2 separate regions of the Mus musculus genome follow, and region 1 is linked to region 2. The links are chromatin contacts, found by Hi-C or POLR2A ChIA-PET in ENCODE. All regions are on one chromosome and are shown on one strand. Each heading gives the region's core, a stretch centred on a gene start or an enhancer-like site at or near the end of the contact. The rest is flanking DNA. Distances are from core to core; before and after follow the strand shown.

What was found. A loop is a pair of places that touch in the nucleus more often than their neighbours do. ChIA-PET counts read pairs that join two places held with the same protein, here RNA polymerase II (POLR2A).
Region 1: a loop to region 2 is called in a map of left cerebral cortex, with 1.9 times the contacts of the local background. The contact joins the promoter of Tmem59l here to the enhancer-like site in region 2. A Hi-C loop is called at or near these places in 5 of 37 maps with a recorded cell type or tissue (T-helper 17 cell, gastrocnemius, heart and 1 more). POLR2A ChIA-PET finds 5 or more read pairs at or near these places in 3 of 5 experiments (Patski and embryonic stem cell).

Annotation. Positions count from the first base shown.
Region 1 is chr8:70,485,299-70,491,179 of GRCm38, forward strand. Tmem59l (transmembrane protein 59-like) reads right to left here and starts at 2,050. Exons shown (of 8, transcript NM_182991.3): 1 at 1,870-2,050; 2 at 930-1,074; 3 at 739-836; 4 at 377-529. The coding sequence starts at 2,019. 1700020G03Rik (a long non-coding RNA gene) reads left to right here and starts at 2,509. Exons shown (of 2, transcript XR_870493.2): 1 at 2,509-3,556; 2 at 3,640-5,393.
Region 2 is chr8:70,448,470-70,454,399 of GRCm38, forward strand. Klhl26 (kelch-like 26) reads right to left here. Exons shown (of 3, transcript NM_178771.3): 3 at 1,759-4,550. The coding sequence ends at 2,969. Among named protein-coding and RNA genes, the nearest start is that of Crtc1, 12 kb to the left of the region's middle. Within about 2 kb of position 4,263, at least 1 of the 3 ENCODE cell types and tissues checked has a DNase peak (open chromatin) inside an H3K27ac peak, as active enhancers do; it is heart, where a contact is called at or near this core.

The DNA of each region.
Region 1 (5,881 bases), core at 800-3,299, 35 kb after region 2:
CGGGAGAACACCATCCCATGGGCTGTATCCATTAGCCTTAACACCTCTGATGATCCCTAGAAACAGGAAGATGCCCAAGCCAACGACACAGAATTACAGGATTGACCTACATGGTCATGTGACCCAACCAGCCAGTGCCAATCAGAGTAAACCCTTTTCAGGTAAAGCCCCAAACAGAGGGCAGGTAATATGGCTCAGTGAACTAAGGTAATGGCTGCCAGGCCGCATGAACTGAGTTCAGTCACCGGGACCTACATGGATAGCAAGAACAGTGTTCCTGGATGTAATGTTGCCTGAAGTTCTCTCATGAGGACTTCATATACCATGAGGCAACCACGGGATGCCACTCCGGTTCACTGTGCCATTGTTCTCTCACCTGGAACACCACCACTTTCCGGTTGTCTGTCTGAAGGGAATATGTCCAGGAGGAGGATAGAAAGCCCTGGGCAGAACTCATCAGGTCGCTACAGAGCATGGAAAACAGGTACCGAAGGGAGAGGCGCCCCCTGGGCGGGTCCAAAGCCAAGTCCTAGGAAGAGGAAGCCCAAGACAAACTGGTGCTGGAAAACTGGGCTGTGCTGATTTAGACAACTAGTGTAAGAAAACCTGAGTTTCAGTATCCAACAGGGACCCCTGCCCTGCCATATGTCAGCTGTGTTCACTTAAGGGGAAGAAGCCACACAGTCTTTCTTTGAGTGCTTGGTTTTGAGATGGGGATTTATAGGTTAGGGGGTTCACCTTCTGCTCCAGCTGGGTCTCAGGTTCAGGGATCTGGCCCCAGCACCCCTCACTGCAGGCCCGTTGCTCCGCTGCCTTCACGTAAGCTTCTGTGCAGGCTGTGGGCCACAGGATGGAGTCACTGGGAGCTGCTTCCCAGGATACCTCTGCTGCAGGCACCCCCAAAGTGCACCCAGCCCTGGAGGACTCACCTGCTTCACATTCTGTCTCTGTGGCATTGGGCCTAGAGCTCTTGGCCACAAAGCGGCAGATGGAGAAAAGCCGACAGCCACGCTCACAAGCACTGATCAGGATAGCCTTGTTATTCGGGGACTCTGAGGGACCCTCTGGCTCAGGCTGGGAAGGGAGATAAGAGACTCAGGCAAAGGTACTCGGGGAAGAAGGCTGGGGTCCCCCTAAGAATCCACGAGACTGAAGTCAGGTTTCAGAAAGCCAGGATCATCATGGGGGGAGGGGTGCCTTCTGAGAAACAGCAAGCAGCTTTCTAAGCAGGCTGGATAGTGGCCTGCACAGTGGCCTCTCCAGGATGGAGGCTGGCAGAGGGCTTCTCAGAGAGAGGCAGAGCTTGCACTTGGGAACAGCCTGGAGCAGAACTGTCTCCAAGAAGGCAGTGAGGAACGTGGGAAGAGAAGAGAGCCCATGGGGGAAGGAGGGACAGCACCAAGTAGCCTTGGACTGTGGGTGGGGTGTGCTCCAGGACCTCTCAGGTGCAGGTCTCAGCCTCCCTTTGGCATGTCCCCACTTACAGTGTTCACCCCAGGTGCCAATTGATCCCTTCCTAGAAGGAAGGGCAGTTCTGAGAGACCCCTCCCCCTTCAAGACACCCTCATTGCAGGCACCTCAGTTCCTCCCACTCCTGAAGATCCTCCATCCTGTCGCCCCACTATTTCTAGAGGACTCTCTGGCTCCCACATCTCTTTAGGGACTCTCAGAATCCCGCATCCCTCTGCCAACCTGAGGAACCCCACGTCAGCTCTTTTCTCATCCGAGGTTCCCCCATCCAGGCCCCTTCCCAGGACCCCAATCTGCACTAGCATACCAGGTACTCGCATCCCCTCTTCCATCTGAGGGTCCTACACTCAGGTCCCTCTCCTTTTCCAGTCACTGGGTTCCTGAGAGTCCATCTGTTACCTGCGCAGGAGGCGAGCCAGGGTGGTGCTGGCGACACCGCTGCTGGCACCTCTGAGTGTCCCCGAGCTGCGGAGCGAAGGGGTCACGCGCTGGGGTTGGGGTGACCAGTGACGCCAACAACAGCAGCAGCGGCAATGCTACCGCAGCCATGGCTGAAGATGCGCAGCGCGGGCCCTGGGATGCGGGACCGGGTGTTGACGTCACTGAGCGAGGCAGCCTGGGAAGGGGGGGGGGGTGTGCTGCGGCGAGCGGGGCGGGCAGGTGAATCTCTACTCCGGTCGGGGACATATTCTTGATACTCATGGTCCGGCTCTTTGACCGGACTTGGATCTGCGTGCCGGGAATGACAAAGAGGACCTGGCTAGATACGGTGACAGGCCTATCTCAGGCCACTCAGGGATGAAGGCCAAGAGCAACGGGGCAGGGAGCATCTAAGATCCTTAGTCAAGGAATTTTTTAAAAAGGGAAGAGGAGTATGGACAGGGCAATGAAAGAAGAGAGAGAGAGAGAGAGAGAGAGAGAGAGAGAGAGAGAGAGAGAGAGAGAGAGAGAGAGAGAGAGAGAGAAAGAGAGAGAGAGAGAGAGAGAGAGAGAGAGAGAGAGAGAGAGAGAGAGAGAGAGAGAGAGAGACCAAGAGGATGAGGAGGTTGAAGGCCTGGGAGGATGGAGGGGGAGGTAGAATGAGAAGAGGAAGAAAACGGAAAGTGGGGGAGGGGAGGGGTAAAAAATGGTAAGAAGGAAGGAAGACAGTTAGGGAGGAGGGGAAACAAGAGGTGTTTGAGGACCAGGAGGAGGCGGACAAAGACTTGGGAGTGGAGAGAGAGGGAGTGGAGGAGAAGGGAGGCCAGAAGGAGCGAGCAGGACCATAGAGCTGGAGCCGGGGTGGATTTGAAGCATCTGAGGGCGCGGAAACTAGCCGACCACCAGCCACAGTTGGCCTGCTTCCGGGACACTAAGACTCTAGGGGGAGGTACTCTAGGGGCAGCTGCCTCCTCCAGGAAGTCCTCGAGGAACTTCAGGGAGCAAAACTTAAGGTGGTCTCCCTCCATTTCAGTGCGGAAAAACAGACCTGAGGGAACCCATTGTCTCCCTGGGACTCGGAGGCCCCCAGCACTCTAACAAGGCCTCTGAGCCGCTCACTTTTCCCATCTGGTGGGAAAACTTGAAGCAAATAGGGACACAGTGGCTTCCGTCCTGGATTCGGAGGTCTCCACGGTTTCCTCCGTCCGGGCGCCAGGGCGCGGGCTCTGAGCCCCAGTGGCCTGCTTGGCACAGGTGCCTTGCGGCCTGCGCGTCCAGTCGCTCCGCCCCAGTAGACGAGGAGGCCGCTCGCAGGGTCGTCGGGTCACAGGGAGCCGCAGGTTCCGGTCGGGAGGAGGGGCTGGCGCGCCCGGGTCCCCGCCGGCCGTTTGCTTTCATCTCAGCGGCCGGGGCCGGCCCCCACGTGGCTTAATCAGGCGCGGCTGTGCCTGGCGGACCTGAACATCTGGATCCCGGCGCGGCCCCTCCCCCGCCCCTCCCGGGCTGGGCCTCTCTTCCACCAGCGCACCCTGGGCACGGTCCCTGTGCGCTGGGACCCCAACCGTTTCCTCAAGTCGGACGCCTTGGCATATGCCCATCATCCCAACACGCGGAAAGGCTGAGGCAGAAGAATCGGTGCGAGGTCCAGGTCAATCTGGGTTAGGACGTGAGTTCTAAGTCTGGCCCTCTATAGTGAGCGAGACCCTGTCTCAAGAAACCAAACGCAAAGCCTGTTTCCCCAATTTACAGGTGGGAAACCTGGCACCCGGACGCCTGGGCAGAGCCGGAATTCAAGTTCACACTTGTCATTTGCAGAGTCCCGGGCACTTAACCCTTCTGCAATTACGGTCCTTCATTCAATTTCAAACAAACACTCCTTTCAACAAAGATTTTCTTGCCATGACTTTTTTCTCTGACAAAAACCCTATAGGGTAGGGCTGTCCCCCTTCCAAATTAGGTCATTGGAACCCGGAATGGCACAGGGGATGGGCTTAGGTGACATGATACAGAAGAGGGCTAACAGAGGCTGCCAAGCTAGGGAGGATGGGGGCTGATGACAAGGCGGGCCTGACAGTCTCAACAAGAAAGACCGAGACAGGAGGATGGCCGAAAAATCGAGGCTAGCTTGGGCCACGTGACACCGTGTGTGTGTGTGTGTGGGGGGTCATCGTCCAGTGTAAAAAAGAACTTCCCATGACTCTTTGCAGAGAGAGAAACTGAGGCATGAGGGTTTGAGTCAGAGCGACCCAGGGCTGAAAGTAAGTTTGTTGGCTTCCAGCACCCCCTCCTTTTCCGCTCCCCGAGGCCGCTGGGGGTAAGCGGAAGAGGACTTGACCCCGGCCCCCCAGGTGAGCCCCGACGCCCCTCCTGGCGTTCCCGGGGGAGCTGGCCCAGGTGAGGGGCGGGCGGCCGGCGGGCGGCCGGGGTCGGATTTCAGGAAATCCGCCGACATTCCTTCGGGGCTTAAGAGGGAAAGTTGACTCGCCGCCGCCCCGCGTTCCCCCCCCCCTCCACTTCCTACCCCCCGGGGCGGCGCGGCGGGGGCGGGGGGCGCTGTCCGCGTGAATCAGCGGACTCCCGGCGTCCGGGAAGCAGCCACCCGGTCAGGGCAGGCCGCAGACAAGCGCCCTTTGTCCCTGGCCGCCTTCGTCACGACCCTGCTGACCCCCACCCCCAAACGGAGTCCAGCCCGGCAAGGCAGGGTGGCGCCGCTGCCTGCTGTCAAGGGAGGAGCGATGAGAGGAGGGGTGCGGTGCTTCCCCCATACGACTGGCTATCCTGGGACTCAGCAACAGTCTTTTGAGGATGCAGAGGAACAAGGACCACAGACTTGGTTGGCCCCAGAGCACCCAAATCCAGACTGGGACCTCCCCACATCCATATCTAGTACTTAAGTTGCAAAACACTATAAAATTGAGGTCTGGTGTCCCTACTGTCTAGGCTGTCCCCGGGAGAAAGGCTGGAGCACCCATAGGCCCTCAAGCAGACTCTCAATACCCCATTGCTCAGAGCGCAGCCAGGTACAGGCAGGAGGGGGAGGGCTGCTCCTGGAGGAATGGTCGGTCACAGGGAAGGGCAGGTCCCCGCTCTGCCCTTCTGAGTCCGGCAGGCTTTGATTTTTACTGGCCCTGCTGCTCTAGCAAAGCTTTAGTGGTTCACATTTGGGAATCTGAGGCTGGGGAAATTTCTCTGATTTAAACCTGCCTTGTTCCTCCACAGGAGATTCCTGGGTAAAATGTTCAGGGCTAATAAAGAGCCCTTCCACCCACCCCTTCTAACATTCCCAGCCACCTTCAATGACTTAGGTCAATATTTGTCAGAAAGTACACCATAACTACCTTCCTTTCCTAAGCAAAGAAAGGCCTGGACTGGCGAGGAAAGAGTTAATTCCACGGGAACACAGGGAAAGGATGGGTGCACCTTAAGGCCAACTTCTTTGCCCCAAAGGGTAAAAAGGTCATCCAGAGGGTAGGGGTTAAACACCAGAGAGGGCTGTGCCAGTTTGGGTCAGACAGCTAAGAGGGGTGTGTGCAGTACCCTGCTCTGAAACCCAGCGGCAGGACACTAGCCGATGCTGTTTTCTGGCTTCTTGGAGGGACAGGATTCTTTTATGACTTTTTCTTTTTGTATTTACTGAACTCCTCTGGCCCTCGCTTGGCCCAGCAGCATGGAATCTGGGAAGCCCTCAGGTATTCAGGACTAGCAAAATGAAGTAAGTGGCTAGAGAGCAGGCGCTTTCAAGAGCTGTGCTGCAAAGACGGTGAAAGAGTGAAGGTGTCGCTGGGGAGTTGTGGGAATTCACAAAAGGCGCGAGGGAAGTTTTCCCCGAAGCCACAGGCAAAGAAGGAAGGCTCCTGAAAACAACGAGCCCAAACAGCCAGCGAGCTGGAGAGGGGAGCATCTGGTATGGGCACGGGTGGCAAGGCAGAGTTGGGTCTCATTTCTTTCAAAGTCCCTCTGCCTGTGACGAAAACAAAGACTGAAGGAAGAC
Region 2 (5,930 bases), core at 3,013-5,512:
GGAAGAAGCCGGAAACAGTGTCCCTGGGCTCAAGGCAGTTCAGGGGCCTAAGGCTGTAAGATTAAAGACAGAGAAAGACCAGGGGTGGTGATGCTACCAATCCGCCCAAGGGCATCTGCCAGACACAGGAGCTGGCTTCTTTACGTGTAATGAGATAAAAACCAGGGGCTCAGTCATATTAGGTCTCGCCTTTGCCACGAAGACCTGCCCTCAGTCCCTCACTGGGGGATTCTAGGCAGGGACTCTACCGTTGAGCCACACCCATAGAACCTAACTAGAGGATTCTAGGCAGGTGCTCCACCCCTGAGCCATACCCCCACCCAGCCCCTCACTGACAGAATCTAGGTAGGGACTCCAGCCCTGAGCCACACCCCCAGGCCCTCACTGGGGCATTCTAGGTAAAGGCTCCACCCCTGAGCCATATCCTAAGCCCCTGAGGGGTTCACTGAGGGACTCTAGGCAGGAATTCCACCCTAAGTGAGACATACCCCAGCTTGGTGAGCTTGCCCTTAACCATATGTAAAAGTCTGTGCGTTTGACTCCGTGCACAGATGCACATGGATTTGCATGTCCATCTTGGCCATGTTAACTCATGAGTTGCTGTATGTCCTTGAACTCAAGTATGCCCTAGCTCTTAGGGGTGGGTGTGTGTGTGTGTGTGTGTGTGTGTGTGTGTGTGTGTGTGTGTGTGTTTGTGTGTGTGTGTGTGTGTGTGTGTGTGTGTGTGTGTGTGTGTGTTATATGCATATACTGTGCACAGGCATGTTTCCCTTTCTCTGAAGGACACAGACATTACTGACTGAACGTGCAAGTCAGCTTCTGCTAATTAAAAACAGCTTTTTTATGTTTAAAGTTTACAATACAAAAAATAATTTTCCTTTCTTCAGGGGGGTGGGGTGGGCGCCAAGGAAGGGGCAGGGGCCCCCAAGAACATTCCATAAACTGGCTCAGATGGCTCTGCACAATCGCCCTAGTTAGATACACTAACCCACCCCCACCCCTGGCCCCACTGCAGGCTCTCTGGCTAGCTCATTGGGGACAAGATGTTGTGAGGTGCTATGTGATCTGGGGGACTTGTGGTTGGCAGACACTTCACCCTGCCCCTCTGCAGAAGGCAGCTACAATGTCTTGGTGGGTTGTTTGGATACCCCTGGCAGCCTGGGTCCACTCTTCTATAGATCAGCCCTTGCTTTAGTAGCCACCACCCGAGACTTACTGAGGAAGGTAGCTGGAGTACAGGGAAGGGACCTTGGGATGACAGCCCGACTTCTTAGAGAACTGTTCGAAGTGTCAGTCACTTGTCCCCAACTGTCACCCTGTGCTGAGCTGGGCTGGGGCAAGGATCCTGAAGGGTCTGGCACTGGAAGAAGCATCCGGGAGAATGGAGACAGGTCTGCTGAATCTGACCCATCATGGCCTCAGAGGCTTATCTGCAGTTGTATGTGTGTGTGTGTGTGTGTGTGAGAGAGAGAGAGAGAGAGAGAGAGAGAGACTGAGCAGAGATGGAAGCTTCTGGGGGCTGTAGCAACATGGAGAGGTCCCTCACCAGCCTCTCGTGCACACCCTCTTCCAGGCTGCCCAGCAAGCCTGGCTCCTCAGCCCAGTTGACACTCAGAAGCCCTGCAGCTCTCCATTCAGCAGGGAAGCTGAAGAGAAAGGGATAGAGGGGCCCCCAAAGCCCGAGGTCACACAGGTGGCACAGGTCACACTGGTGGCACAGGTCACACAGGTGGCACAGGTCACACTGGTGGCACAGGTCACACAGGTGGCAGGCGTAGAGCACAGGTCTGCTCCATCCTTCCTCCATAATGCCTTTATTAAATCAAAGGACTGATCAGCAGAGGCTGCAGCAAAGGACTGGGATTAATTACTCATGTGCTGAGCGGCCGTACAACGATGACATCCATGACTCTGAGCAGCAAGGGACACCTTAGATCACCAGAGAACATACTCATTTGGAAGACAGTGGGGCTGGCTTCCTTAAACAAGAAAAAAATTAAACAAAATATGAAGATGAGAGTTCAGGATTTAAACAGCAAAACAAAGCAGGGCTGCCATCGAATGAGGCTGCTGGGGCTCACGGCCATAGCACCTCCCACCACCCCACCCGAGGGTGGGCCAGACCTGGGAGCATGGCTTTCTATAGCCAACATGTTAGATGGGCCCCCAGCTGGCTCTCCTCCCGGGCCAGCTGACACAGGCCTCCTCACCTGAGGTGGCTTTTGTGGTTTCTCTGCTTTTGTTTTTTGTGGGTTTCCTCATTTCAGGGCTGTGGTCCTGGCTGGCCTAGAACTTGCAATGATTCTCCTCCCTCTTTAGCCTCCAGGGTATTGGAAAAGGCCACACCATGCCTCACTTATTAGCTCTGTCTTCTTATAAAAGGGGGTGGCACAGGCAAAGAATGCTGGGTTAACGGGACAGGGGCCTTTGGGATGCTCCAGAATCCACAAGTCAAGCGGGCCAGGGAGGTTGGTGATGAAGACTTGGCTGCATCTGTCACCTGTCAGGGGGCCTCTGGGACACACTCTGACTCCTGCATCCTGAATGCTGTCCAGGCACCAGAGAGCTGATTTACAATCTTACTCATTTGATTGTGTGCGTGCATGTGTGTTCCATGATGCCCACGTGGAGTTCAGAGGGTAATCTGAAGAGTCTCTCTGCCTTGTGGATCCCACGGCAGAAATCCAGGCTAGGATTTTAAACAGAAGAGTTTAGTCAGGAGACAAGGAGAGTTGCTCCTCCCTGGACTTGGTGTTTTCTGTCCACAAGCTTTCATCTGTCTGGCTAGGGATGAGAGATACCAAGACCTAACCACACAGGACAGTGCAGAGACACCCACTGGGCAATGGCTGCCATGGCACCTAAACCTTGGGGACCAGATCTCTCTCTCTGTTGACTTGGGGCTGGGAGGTAGGGACCCCTGGGCTGGGGGTCTGACACTTGTGGGGAACACAGCCAGGATCCCAAGCTACCTCCCATGGCCTGAGCGGGGCAGCAGGACAGCAGCACAGGCAATGCCTGCAAAGGACTCGGGGAAGTGCAGGTCTCTCTCCCACTCATCCGTCTCAGTGTTGTACACCTGAACGATGCCTGTGACATTGTTCAGCCTCCAGTTGTAGCCACCCACGATGTAGATCTTCCTCTCTAGTAGACAGCAGCCAGCTTCCGACTGACCAGCTCGCATGGGTGTCACACTGGTCCACTGGTCGGCATCCGGCACGTAGTACTCCACAGCCAGCACATCGAAGCAGCGGTCCACGTGGTCCATGCGGCCACCTAGGGCATAGATGCGGCCAGCAGCGCCCAACATTGCGTGCAGCACGCGGGGCTCACGCATGGGCGCCCTGGGCTCCCAGCGGTCGGCTGCTGGATCATAGCACTGCAGCGCCTTCTTGTCCTCCGCTGAGACGCCATAACCACCTGAGATGTAGAGGCGACCAGCAGCTGCGGCACCCGCATGGCCCCAGGTACGGCGCTTGAGTGGGCAGGCAAAATCCCAGCTGTCACGGCGTGGGCAGTAGCGCTCCACAGACGCCAGGCTGCCCGCGCGATTTCGGCCACCGGTGGCATACAACAGCCCTCCCAGTGCAGTGAGCTGGAACTGCACGCGGCTCTCACGCAGTGCTCGCAGCCGCAGCCAGCGATTGCGCTGTGGATCATAGCGGTAGCAGGCGTCCACAGCGCCTTCGCCACTGCGGTGCTGCAGATGCTGGCCGCCTGCCACGTACACGAAGTTATCCAGCACAGCCACGCCCGCGTGGCTACAGCCCAGTTCCATCTCCGTGAGCTCGCGGAAGTGGCGTGCTCCTGGCTCAGGTAACTGGAACACCTTGCTGCTGACAGCTCGGTCGCTGTCGGTATAAGGTGTGCCCCCGAAGGCCACCAGGGACGCTACATCAGAGCGCACAGCAGTGCGAGGCGACTGCATGTCATGCTGGCGGCAGGGCAGCACGTGGTAGCTGAAGGCCTCCAGCAGGTACTGGCGACACAGGGCATCGTCGAGCATGACGTCGAGTGTCTGCACGCTGTCCACCAGTTCAGCAGGTTGCATGAGCGGGAAGCGCACGTGGCGTAGCACAAGGCTGGCACGGGCGCGGCGGGCAGGATCATGCTGCAGCCAGCGCACAGCAGCGCGGAACAGGTCAATCTCGGCGCAGCTCTGCAGCCGGTTGCTCTGCAGAAAGAAGACAAGGCGCTCGAGTGGCAGGCGCAGAAAGTCCTCTTCTGCTGCTATCTGCAGGAAGTGGCGGAATGTGAAGGCATCTACTGACTCACGCAGTGATGTCAGGCTGAAGGTGGTAGCCATCTGGCCAATGTGCAGGCACGTCTCTACGCTCATGGCAGCTTTCAGGAAGTCCTCGCACAGCTCCACCACCGGCAGCATCTGCAGAAACACGGCAGCACCCAGCACGTCCTGCACACAGTCTAGGTCCAGTGTCACCTCAGCACTGTAGGCAAAATCGATGATGTGACGCAGGCCACGTGCAGACACACCCTGCAGCTGGATGACAGCCTGGTTGGCCTCACGCATGCCGCCAGTGAACATGGCCCTGGAGGTGGAAACACACCCAAGAACAGGGCCAGTAGAGAGTCAAAGCTTGTTCTGCCCTCACCCAGCCTTTCTGAGCCCGTGCAGCTCTGCGCGGGGCCCCCAGCCCTGAAGGCTAACTGGTAGGTTTCTTAAGGAGGTATCAGTTGTAGATGCACAACCACCTTGAGCTCCAAGTCAGGGCCAGCCTGTGCTCCCCCACTACCACCAGAACCTAGGATCTCCTCACTGACTGCTTGCAGGCATGACCAACTTCCCCAGCCTGGAACCCGTGAAGTAAGGATCAAAGGGTCTGCCCCATTCCCCCTAAGCTGTTGCGAAGGTCTCAAGAGGTCACTGCCCACAAGGGGCTGTGCCCATTACTGCTGTCTACAGGGAGAAGCTACAGAGACTGTGTTCCTGCCCAGGCATGGCCAGCATCAGCCGAGTCCTCAGCCTGTGTGAGGCCTGTGTTAAGGGCCTCTGGAGTCACATGGCAGCTGGTGGGGGGATGCAGACCCATGCGTGAAGGTTCTGGAAAGGCTTGGGGTCAAATCTCAGTTTCCAGCAGGAAGGAGAGAACTGAGTTGTGCTCACAGGGTCTGCAGGGGTCCCTTGGTGACATTCTCCAACATTTTACAGCAGCCCTCACAACGGTGAGCAGGATTTCTTGCCAGAGGGGAAGGGATACCACCCATCATCAAAGGTGACAGCCACCCCATAGTGGTCTACTTGATGCAACCTAGGCTGAGGTCACAGCAGGAGTGAGGCCATGGGTGTCATGGAGGTGCTGTCGTCTAATGCCATCATTCTGTGGGATAGCATCCTGGGCCTCCCTAAGACCATAAGGAACAGCTCCTAGCCCCAGCCCCTGCCTGTCCCCTAGAGTCCCCACAAGCCCTTGGGCACTTCAGTGAGAAAAGAGGCCAGACCAGATGACAGGATGGAGTTTTGCCTTTTAAGGTCTCATGGGCTACATTGCCAGAGCGGGGGTGCCTTTAAAAGGCATTGCTGGCTGGGCTGCCCACCCGCTCACAAATCCAGAGTAAAAATAGCACAGATGCCCCAGTTGGCTGCAGCAGCTCCTCGTAACAGTCTTGCTGCGCCCCAGGGAGGGCTGCTGGGCCTAGAGGGACATTTGGCCTGATATCCACACCCAGGTAACCAGTGGACCTGGAAGACTTGACCCTCTTAGAAGGACGGTCACAGCTGGGGAAGAAGACTTAGCACAAGTCTCCAAGGACAACCATTCCAGCTTCCACCCTTGCTGGCTGGCAGGGGCATCCCCTGATGAGACAGCTCCACTGGGCCCTTAGTTCTGACTCAGTCCCAGGACAGGGAAAAGTAGACAGACCCATGTGTCTGTGCGTGCCTGGGGCATGATACAGGGGAGCCCTAGGGG